2 separate regions of the Mus musculus genome follow, and region 2 is linked to region 1. Evidence: chromatin loops called from intact Hi-C (ENCODE). Cell type or tissue: left cerebral cortex. All regions are shown on one strand. Each heading gives the region's core, and the rest is flanking DNA. Links, peaks and the distances in the headings are about the cores only. Region 1 overlaps Tmtc1 (transmembrane and tetratricopeptide repeat containing 1). Region 2 has its middle 9.7 kb from the start of 4930528G23Rik.

Region 1 (5,385 bases), core at 120-5,119:
TGTTGTTAGGATGCTCCACTGTACGCTGCCTGTACAGTCAATACACCTTGCCTTGGACAGTGCTCTGAGCGTCTTCCACAGTAGTGCTGACTAAATGACAGCCCCTTTCTGCTTTTCATCTTGTCAGGTCTAATTTTCTTCATACTTCAACTAACAATGAAAGAAACCACTTAAATACCACTGTCGGGAAAGCTGGTATGAATATGAATAATGGTCAAACATTAAAGAGATCTATAAAGATTTAAATTAATAGGGCCAGGATCTCCCTCAGTAGCACACGTGAGGCTGTGATTTCTGTTCCCACAACCAAAATAATAAAATGTAATAAATATCTCAGCTAATGCCACTGTCCTTTTGCATTGGAAGGTTTTTTAAATATATAAGTGCACTTTTTATGTAGACTTTCTTATTTTAAATAAGCTATACCAATGAGGAGGAAGTATCTTCCTTCCCCAGCAACCATTAACTGACATTAGCTCCTCAAGAAGAGAGGAGACCTTGTAAGTTCCTTTCCACCCATGATAGGGGCTTGTAGGTAAAGATGCAAATTTCGTTTTGTTTTGTTTTTTAAAACGTATGTGTATTTGTGCATTGGTGTGCATATATGTGTGTATGAATATGTGGGGGGAGACATGTATGTGTGTATGCATCTACGTGTACATTCGTATGTACATATGCATGTGTGGGCATGTGCGTGCCTGTGTGTGTGTATCTGTGTGTACATGGGCATGTGCGTGTGAGTGCCACAGTGTAGGTTCAGGACAGAGTAAATTCCAGGACAGGCAAGGCTACACAGAGAACGCTGTCTCAAAAAACAAACAAACAAAAGCTTTCTTTCAGACTTATTGTTAAGATCTAAAGTACCTATTTTGAGATTTTTCATCCATCTTCTCTGAATGTGACAGCTGTTGATCTTGGCAGTTAGAGAAGGTATCTGAGAAATGTCCATTTTGCTGGCCTATGGATCTGATTCAATAAGTAAATCTTGTCACCCAGAAACTTCCCCCTCCTCAGTGGTGCTAAAATAACTGGACTTAGTCACCACTGGTGGTTCCATATGAGATGAAGAGCCCCAGGGGTCCCACCAGGTTCCAGATCTCTCAGCCAGGCTTGCTGAGCAGCATGAAGGATAGCCACCACACACACCTTCACTGACTGGCCGAGGTGTCCATTTTCAAATGTCTGACTTGTGATAAACTTTTAGCATACGGAAAATTGCAAAGAGCTTTGTACTGGATTGCCTTCTTTTACCTGACATTAATGCAGTACTAGAAAATAAAACTGTTAACTATAGTTTCTGGATAGTTCTCAGAACTTTTGGTTATTTACATAATTTTAAGCTATGTGTTTTCAAAAGAACAGTTAATATAATAGTTTTAGATAACTATAGGAAAAATATCTGTAAATCATTGGGTTCTGAATTACAATTTATTAAATTGTAAATGATTAAAATATGTTAAGGTACACAGACCAGGAGGGCAGTTTTCTAACTGGTCCTAGCTGGTTCTAAATGATCTTTTGAAGGTGTGGTGCTTGGTGTGGGGTATGCCATATGGGTTGGAGGTATGCCTCAAGGAGACAGATAAGTGCTTTGTGGAGGCCAACTCAGAAAACATGGATTTATCTTTTTATATATTGCATTCTTTTAATGTTGGACATGCAGTTTTTAAAATACTTTATGTGCTTAAGTGTTTTGCCTGCATTTATGTCTGTGTGAAGGTGTTGGGTCCCCTGGAACTAGATTTACAGACACTTGTGAGCTGCCATGTGGGTTCTGGCAATTGAAACAGGGTCCTCTGAAAAAGCAGCTAATGCTCTTAACCACTGAGCCATCTCTCCAGGCCCCAGAAAGCACAGATTTAATAAGGCAAGGAGCACAGAGTTCAGTGAGCTGTGGGAATACTTCAAGAAGAGAAGGGGTAAGACAGAGTCCTCCCTTCATTTAACCAGGCGTCTCTCCTCATCTTTCTTAAAACCTGTCCCCAATCCCAGCACTCATGTGGTTAAGGCAGGAGGCTTGTAGTGAGTTAAGAGACCAGCCTGGGCTATGGAATGAGGTTAGGTCAACTTGGGCTCTGTCACTCACACACACACACACACACACACACACACACACACACACACACACACACAAACAAGCATACGCAGAAAACTTACCTAGCAAATCTTAGAGGGATGTAGGAAGAAGGTGAGTGTTCTCTGTCAACCCGAGCACTCTGCCTCCAAGCCCAGCAGGTGAAGAGGACCCATTTAAAAGATCATTCTCAGACCTTTTCCACACACAGGTCTGGGTCCATCCAGACCCTTCATCTTAGTAAGTACCAGCACGTTTGCAGTGGTAGGAACTGAGCACACCTGTGCTTGTACACTATGCTTGTGCACGGTTAGTGTAGACTTGGATTCAGGCACAGCCCATGATGTCTGTCTTAGTGCCTGGCTCAGTAAGCACTCTCTCTTTTCCCTGCTCACTCTGAATCTTCCTTGTATTGTTAATTTCATAAAACTTTGTTTTTCTTTGTTCCCTGCTAAAGGAAAGATTTAAGGAAGCTGAGGACATTTACCAGGCTGGAATAAAGAACTGTCCGGACAGCTCAGACTTACACAACAACTATGCAGTTTTCTTAGTTGACTCTGGTGAGTAAGATGCCACTCTGCTGAGATTCCTTTTCTCTCTCACACGGGCACAGTCACCAGCTGTGCAGGTGGCCCACACTTCTGACCACCCTACACTGTGTGAGGGTATCATTTGTCTAAATCTCCAAGCTCAACTCAGAATTGTGTCTATAATGAAACTTCCCTGTGCAGAAAGTGGCTTTGCCTTAAGCCTAGGTATCCTGACTTTCTTACATCACACCCACAGGGCTGTACATCAGCGCTGTACTCCCTCAATGAGCACCCACCTCCAAACCTACCTTCCAACAGATGCTGGCTACTTTCTATAACTGACTTTATTTAAAAGCCTCTGGGACTTCTTCTTGATGTTCTAGCAGTTGATACATTGGTCTCCTGTGGTGGGTGGAACTGGACTCAGATTCATTTTCCTCTGTGATTTGTGCAGACCCCTGTGTTCATGTGTAATGAATCCTCAGAAGTAATGTGATGACTCTTGGCTTTGATACAAAAGTTCCATTCTGTCCTTTTGGCTCACAGACTGTTTGTCCTTCAGGAGAATTCAGTTCTGGTTATTATTTTTTAGATATTGAATTCTTGAAAGGATTTTCATTTTCTAGGATCTGTGAAGCTTTTTTGTTGAATAGAATATAAATTTACATTTGGCTCACCTAAGGAAAGCAAGCTTATTTTTGCATATAAAATTGCTGTGTGGTGCCCCCTGCTGGATCATTAGACACATGATAATACATTATTAAAGTAGGAAGACCAGAAGAACACTTGCTCACTTGCCTGAACCAAAGCTTGTCGTTTCATTTCAACTCCACGGCAGTCTCAACAGGAGCCTCTGGAGAGAACCCTGATGAATCACTGAATACCCTATGACATGGTCCTAGATAAGCCTGTGTTCAAAGAGCATAACTGGGAAAATTAGTGTGGAGACCAGGGATTCAATGTGTTAGTTACCCTTTGGGCCATTCTGAAATTCAGTCACTTAGCTAGTTTCCTGGCCTTCTTGGATCAGGGAGACTAGAGTCTCACTCTGACTTTTGTTATCAAGTCTCTTAAGGACCTTACCTGTTTGTGTGTGTCTGTGTATGTGTGTGTGTGTGTGTGTTTGTGTGTGTGTGTGTGTGTGTAAAGAGATCATTTTGTTTGGGTGGTTTTAAAAACTACCTCTTGAATCCCAAAAGGTATCTAAATAGGATCCTAAACTTCTGTGGAGGCCTTGTGAGCATAGAGGTTTTAATGTACACATTGGGCAAATGCAAAGAGACATTGCTACTATGTTTAAAGTCACATTAAATGCAACCATTGAGGCCAATGAGATGGACACACATGCACTCATGCACCCATGCACCTACGCACGCACGCACACACGCACGCATGCACGCAGGCATGCATGCATGTACGTACACAAATAACACTGAATAAACTATTTTCAATGTTTCAATGAAATGTTTCAATAAAAGGTTTTTAAGACAGCATTGCCACATATCTTAAAGCAGACTTTTATAATCTACTGAGGCCTGTGTTCTTTCTACAGTGGCCTGTTTAGTTTTGTGTACAGTGGGAAGCAATGGTGTCTTAGATAAATAACCATGACCGGTTGTGGTGGCTCATGCCTGTCATCATAGCATTTAGACTGAAGCTGTGGGTTTCTATGAGTTCAAGGCCAGCCTGGGCTACATAGTGATTTCCAGGCGAGCCTTAGCTAAAGGTTAAGACTCTATCTCAAACAAACAACACTGCTGACTTGTTACTAATTTCTTTGTACATATTGGTGAATAATGAAATGGTCCAAGGTTAGGTAGAGACAAGCATAAGAGGCTGATACTCAAGCCTATCACAAACTGCATAGCTGATGGTATGATGCTATCATGCTAGTAAGGATGGCATATCTCAAAAGGGAGACTGGTAGCCATGGCTCTCATCCCTGTGGTCTGTTCTCTTCCCATCCCACCATACTGCAGGCTTTCCTGAGAAGGCTGTGGCTCACTACCAGCAGGCCATCCAGCTCAGCCCAAGCCATCATGTGGCTGTGGTGAACCTAGGCCGACTCTACAGGTCCCTGGGAGAGAACAGCAAGGCTGAAGAGTGGTACAGACGGTACAGTCCCTCCCCTCCACTTTCTTGGCCTCCTGGTGCCATCAGCAGTTTCCACTGGTGTCTTAGTAGCTGGAACAGACAGGCACTCAGAACAGGAGCACATGTTGCCAACTCAGGTGACAGAACAGCATGGCAGTGTAGTTATGCGCTCACAGCACTTACCTGACTGCTGGGCCACAGTGCTCATGGGGGGGGGGGATTTGTCTACCTTAATTAGCCCAATTATCTGGAGCTATGGATGACAACACAAAATGAAGCAGTGATTTCAATGTAGAGACAGATGTAAGGCTGCCACTTTGTCAGAATCTGAACAAGTCAATCACTGTTGCTAGTACAGACTCTTGAGATCCAGTTGCCAGCTTAGTAGGTTATAGGCATTCATTCACTCAGGGTTCAACATGACCTTGATCCAAAACAGACTAAGTTCAAGCAAGGCTCTAACTGGACAGTCCTCCCTCTGCTAAGCGCAGACCTTTGGGAATGTGTCCACAGAGGGAAACATCTGTCTGCCCTTCTCTCTGTAGTGCCCTGAAGGTGGCCCGCACGGCTGAGGTACTGTCACCTCTGGGAGCGCTCTATTACAACACTGGCCGACACAAGGAGGCACTGGAGGTGTACAGGGAAGCTGTCTCACTCCAGCCTTCCCAGAGGGAGCTCCGCCTGGCT
Region 2 (5,385 bases), core at 157-5,156, 440 kb before region 1:
TAATTAAGACTATCACTTCCTGTACTATTAGCATAGAGTTCATCAAATCACTCATACACATACATGCACACACACTAAATAGAGCTGATGATTAAATATTAAATGCAGACACGCACCTTGGAGGTTGCTGCTTATGTCTGAATAACTATTACCTGTTGCAGGTGGCATTATGTTTTTTCTTCATAGATTTTTACACTCAAAATGGAAGAATTATGACATAGAAAAGACTCCTCTTGATATGCTAGAACCCACAGTGATTTATTATCAGAAATTATTTTCAGTGTTATATCCCTGACCACTCAATTACTTGCTGAAAGCTAACAAACAGCTGGAACTCACCTGACACAAAATGATTTATTACATTGACTTATGAATTTGGTCCTTCCTTCCTTCCTTCCTTCCTTCCTTCCTTCCTTCCTTCCTTCCTTCCTTCTTTCTAATTTTTTTATATTTGTCTGTCTGTATATATGTGTGCACACATGTGTGTCTGTGTCGGAGGGAAGAGGCTAGAAGAGAGCATTAGATCCACTGAATCTGGAATTACAGGCAGCTAGTTGTGAGCCACCTGATACAGTGCTGGCACTGAATGTACGTTCTTTCTGAGAGCACTCTTAATTGCTAAGCCATGTCTCTAGGCCACAGGTTATATCTTAGACGACCTCAAATGCAGTGTGCTGAGGTTTGGTCCCCAGGGTGGTGGTGTTAGGAGGTAGTAGAACCTTTAGGTGATGAGACCCAGTGGAACGTTATGCCATTGGAGTGTCCCTTGGAGGGGCAATTGGACTCTAAAACCTGCCTTCTCTCTCTCATTAGGGAGGCAGCTTTGTTCCACCACACACTTGTCCATGATGTTCTTTCTTACCACATACAACCCTCTGACAATAAAGCCAGCTGACAAGGCCGATCCCTCTGAAACTGGGAGCCAAAATAAATCTTTCCTCTTTCTAGTTGATTTTCCTAGATCATCCATCATAATGACAGAAAATAATATGTTGTTCCAGTGTTATTTCCTCTCCAAGATTTCAGGAAACATATAGACAGGCTTTACTTCATCTAAGGAGTTTTTGCTGGCACTGTTATTCTCTTAAAGGCTTCTTGCTCAATCCAAGAAGTTAGAATCAGTTATTAATGGGAATACCATAGTTTACTTATTAAACAGTACTTTAAGATAAATACTTTAAAATAAAATGGTGATGCTATGCATTTATATATAACATGAATATTTGCTTTAATATTTTATTAAAATGTTCAGGTTTAACTTATTAATTTTATGAATGATGTCTACCATTTGACCTATTTGACCCAAATCAGTTTTATTTATGAAATAACAAATTGGACTTACTTGATGTAATTTCATGTTTTTAATTCAAATGAGGCTATGAATTTTGTTCCTCTGAGAACTCATTCCTGGATTCAGGGCAATCAGACCCCAGGCAAAATACCAGATGCCCTATTTCTTTTTCCATTTGTGTGTGTGTGTGTGTGTGTGTGTGTGTGTGTTTCTCCTGTGTACCTGTGCATATGGAGGTTCAAGACTGATGGCAAGAATCATCCTTGGTGGCTTTCCATGTTATTTAATGAGGCAGGGTCTCTCAATCAAACTCAGAGCTCATCTATATGGATAGTCTTGCTAGGCATCTTGTGGCTCTAGGAATTTCAGATGGACCACCATGCCTACCAGGCATTTATGTGGGTTCTAGGAATCCTCTCAGTTGTGGGGTGAACACTTTAACCACTGAACCATCTTCCCAGCCCTTAAATTATTTATTTATTGCCTATTCTTTAAGACTTGTTTTCTTGTAGCCCAGACTGGTCTCAAGCTTGCTTTGTTATTGAGGATAACCTTGAAATCCTGATCTTCCTGCCTCAACCTCCCAAGTACCAGGATTACAGACATCACACCATCCACTGCTAAAAAAAAAAAAAAAAAAAAAAAAATCCTTGGATGTTATGCTTTCCCTATTGGGAAAGGAGATTGGGGTGAAGACAGGATGTTTACTATGCATTTTGGGCCAACATTTTATAAGGCTTTGGTGACCTCTCTACTTCAAGTTATCATCTGCATGGATTTCTAGTCAGAGGAGTACATAGCCTCAGTAAAATTCTGGATTGGAATTATGACTTACGTTTGTAAAAAATCGTAGAGAAGAAGAACTGGAAAGATGGGAGGGGTGGCTATGTGCCCATGAGTATGTTCTCAGACAGATTATTTTAGAAAGGAGGTTAGGTGGGAATCAAACACAAGGGAACTGAATTTATTTTAAATGCCCCCTCCCTTTCTCAAATATCACATTTGTTTCGTGTGCTCCCTGGGAGTCTTTGTCTGACCTGAGGGATGCGGGGGGGGGGGGGGGGTGGTGGGTGGGGGGGGGGAGGTGGGGGTGGGTTCCACTCCAGCTGGCTTGGGTTGCCTCCAATTACCAACAGCACAGTTCTGTTCAGTGCATCACCAGCAGGGGGCTGCAGAGCCAGAGAGCATCTGCATCAGAAGATAACACCGATATTTTTCTTTCCACAGATTAACTGGGCTTCATAAGCAATAATGTAGAGTAGAATTTGTGGGTCAACTTGTCACTCATGCTAATGGGAGGAATGCCAGGCTAGCTTTCATCCGTGCAGGTTTACATTATAAAGACTATGAATAAAAAGCAGGATAGGAAAAGCTAAGATATTAATTTGGAGCAGGAATAATGCATTGGCACACACAGGTGCTCATGTGTGCTTGCTGTTTTGAGCACCTTGGGGCACCAGATTTCTGCAGTGAAGACTACAGCTCTTCATCTATCTTTCTGACGACAATGATGTTTAATAACTTCAGGGACCTGTTTGTTCATCCTGAGTGTTCAATGGCAGCAACTACTAGATCACCAAGGGAGAGTGTCAAGCAAACACATAATTTATTATTTATAAAAGATAAAATATTTTAGTGGCTTTTAAATTCTTGTTTACCAGCTGTTGTTAGGATTCAAAGAAATAAAGAAAAAATCGATTTAATTTGTGCTCATATCTGGATTCCTTGGTGTGAATAGGACGTAGAGAAAATAAAAAAACCACACAGCATAGAACAACATCATTTTTTTTATTACATATTTCCTCAATTACATTTCCAATGCTATCCCAAAAGTTCCCCATACCCTCTCCCCCACTCCTCTACCCACTCATTCCCATTTTTTTTGGCCCTGGCATTCCCCTGTACTGGGGCATATACAGTTTGCGTGTCCAATGGGCCTCTCTTTTCAGTGATGGCCGACTAGGCCATCTTTTGATACATATGCAGCTAGAGTCAAGAGCTCCGGGGTACTGGTTAGTTCATAATGTTGTTCCACCTATAGGGTTGCAGATCCCTTTAGCTCCTTGGGTACTTTCTCTAGCTCCTCCATTGGGAGCCCTGTGATCCATCCATTAGCTGACCGTGAGCATCCACTTCTGTGTTTGCTAGGCCCCGGCCTAGTCTCACAAGAGACAGCTACATCTGGGTCCTTTTGATAAAGTCTTGCTAGTGTATGCAATGGTGTCAGTGTTTGGAAGCTGATCATGGGATGGATCTCTGGATATGGCAGTCTCTACATGGTCCATCCTTTCGTCTCAGCTCCAAACTTTGTCTCTGAACAACATCATTTTTTTTCTTTTTTTTCCATTTTTTATTAGGTATTTAGCTCATTTACATTTCCAATGCTATACCAAAAGTCCCCCATAACCCCCCCCCCACTCCCCTACCCACCCATTCCCCCTTTTTGGCCCTGGCGTTCCCCTGTACTGGGGCATATAAAGTTTGCAAGTCCAATGGGCCTCTCTTTGCAGTGATGGCCGACTAGGCCATCTTTTGATACATATGCAGCTAGAGACAAGAGCTCCGGGGTACTGCTTAGTTCATATTGTTGTTCCACCTATAGGGTTGCAGTTCCCTTTAGTTCCTTGGGTGCTTTCTCTAGTTCCTCCATTGGGGGCCCTGTGGTCCATTCAATAGCTGACTGTGAGCATCCACTTCTGTGTTTGCCAGGCCCTGGCATAGTCTCACAAGAGACAGCTATATCTGGGTCCTTTCAGCAAAATCTTGCTAGTGTATACAATGGTGTCAGCGTTTGCAAGCTGATCATGGGATGGATCTCTGGATATGGCAATCACTAGATGGTCCATCCTTTCGTCACACTTCCAGATTTTGTCTCTGTAACTCCTTCCATGGGTGTTTTGTTTCCTATTCTAAGAAGGGGCAAAGTGTCCACACTTTGGTCTTCGTTCTCTTGAGTTTAATGTTTTTAGCAAATTATATCTTATATCTTGGGTATCCTAAGTTTCTGGGCTAATATCCACTTATCAGTGAGTACATATTGTGAGAGTTCCTTTGTGATTGGGTTACCTCACTCAGGATGATGCCCTCCAGGTCCATCCATTTGGCTAGGAATTTCATAAATTCATTCTTTTTAATAGCTGAGTAGTACTCCATTGTGTAAATGTACCACATTTTCTGTATCCATTCCTCTGTTGAGGGGCATCTGGGTTCTTTCCAGCTTCTGGCTATTATAAATAAGGCTGCTATGAACATAGTGGAGCATGTGTCCTTCTTATCGGTTGGGGCATCTTCTGGATATATGCCCAGGAGAGGTATTGCTGGATCTTCCGGTAGTACTATGTCCAATTTTCTGAGGAACCGCCAGACGGATTTCCAGAGTGGTTGTACAAGCTTGCAATCCCACCAACAATGGAGGAGTGTTCCCCTTTCTCCACATCCTCGCCAGCATCTGCTGTCACCTGAATTTTTCATCTTAGCCATTCTGACTGGTGTCATTTTTAAGCCAGTCATGGTGGTGTGCTCCTGGAATTCCAGTACTTATGAGGTAAAGGTAGGGCAACCAGGAGTTCTAGGCCAGCTTCACTATATCATGAGTTTGAGACCCGCCTATGCTACATGAGACCCTGTATCATTACCACCACCACAACCAAGATAGAAACTAAAAAAGCAAGCTCATGATTCCTGAAGACAGCTTCATCACAGGATTACACAAGTTCACAAATCAGCACCACACAGAGAATCATATTGACTATGTAGAAACGGGGGTGATTTATGCTTGTCCAAAAAGAAAAAACCCACTTAGTTTTCATAAAAAAACTGTCAAAACAATTGAGTCTGCACTACATATAGAGAAATTATAAATATCATTAGCATACCACAAGAGAAGCTGTGAAAAAATCCATCAGTTACAGATTAGTTACTCAATTAATTAGAAAAAAGTGAATTCCAACATCCAATCAGCCTATAATGGGTATGATTTTTTATCCCTAGATTTTGATGAGATCACTGCAAATATAGTACAATTATAGTTGAAGAAATTTTGGTGTTCTAGAAAAAGCCAGAAGACCTCTATACTTCAAAGGTCTTATTTTTTT

Evidence for each region. A loop is a pair of places that touch in the nucleus more often than their neighbours do. Peaks named below come from ENCODE experiments on the same cell type or tissue, not always from the same donor. Only the 100,000 strongest peaks of a DNase experiment are listed, where the experiment ranks them.
Region 2: it touches region 1 in a loop (2.3-fold over the local background); 12 of 42 quality-filtered maps call a loop at or near these places.

Annotation. Positions count from the first base shown.
Region 1 is chr6:148,246,737-148,252,121 of GRCm38, reverse strand. It overlaps Tmtc1 (transmembrane and tetratricopeptide repeat containing 1), which reads left to right. Exons shown (of 20, transcript NM_198967.5): 14 at 2,532-2,634; 15 at 4,584-4,719; 16 at 5,244-5,385. All of the region lies in intron 1 of Gm52483 (a long non-coding RNA gene), which reads right to left. Among named protein-coding and RNA genes, the nearest start is that of Gm52483, 3.6 kb to the right of the region's middle. In left cerebral cortex, for the core only: a CTCF peak has its summit at 3,338 (motif pointing left); DNase peaks (open chromatin) are centred at 2,950 and 3,325.
Region 2 is chr6:148,685,048-148,690,432 of GRCm38, reverse strand. No RefSeq gene overlaps it. Among named protein-coding and RNA genes, the nearest start is that of 4930528G23Rik, 9.7 kb to the right of the region's middle. In left cerebral cortex, for the core only: a CTCF peak has its summit at 2,477 (motif pointing right); DNase peaks (open chromatin) are centred at 2,176 and 2,482.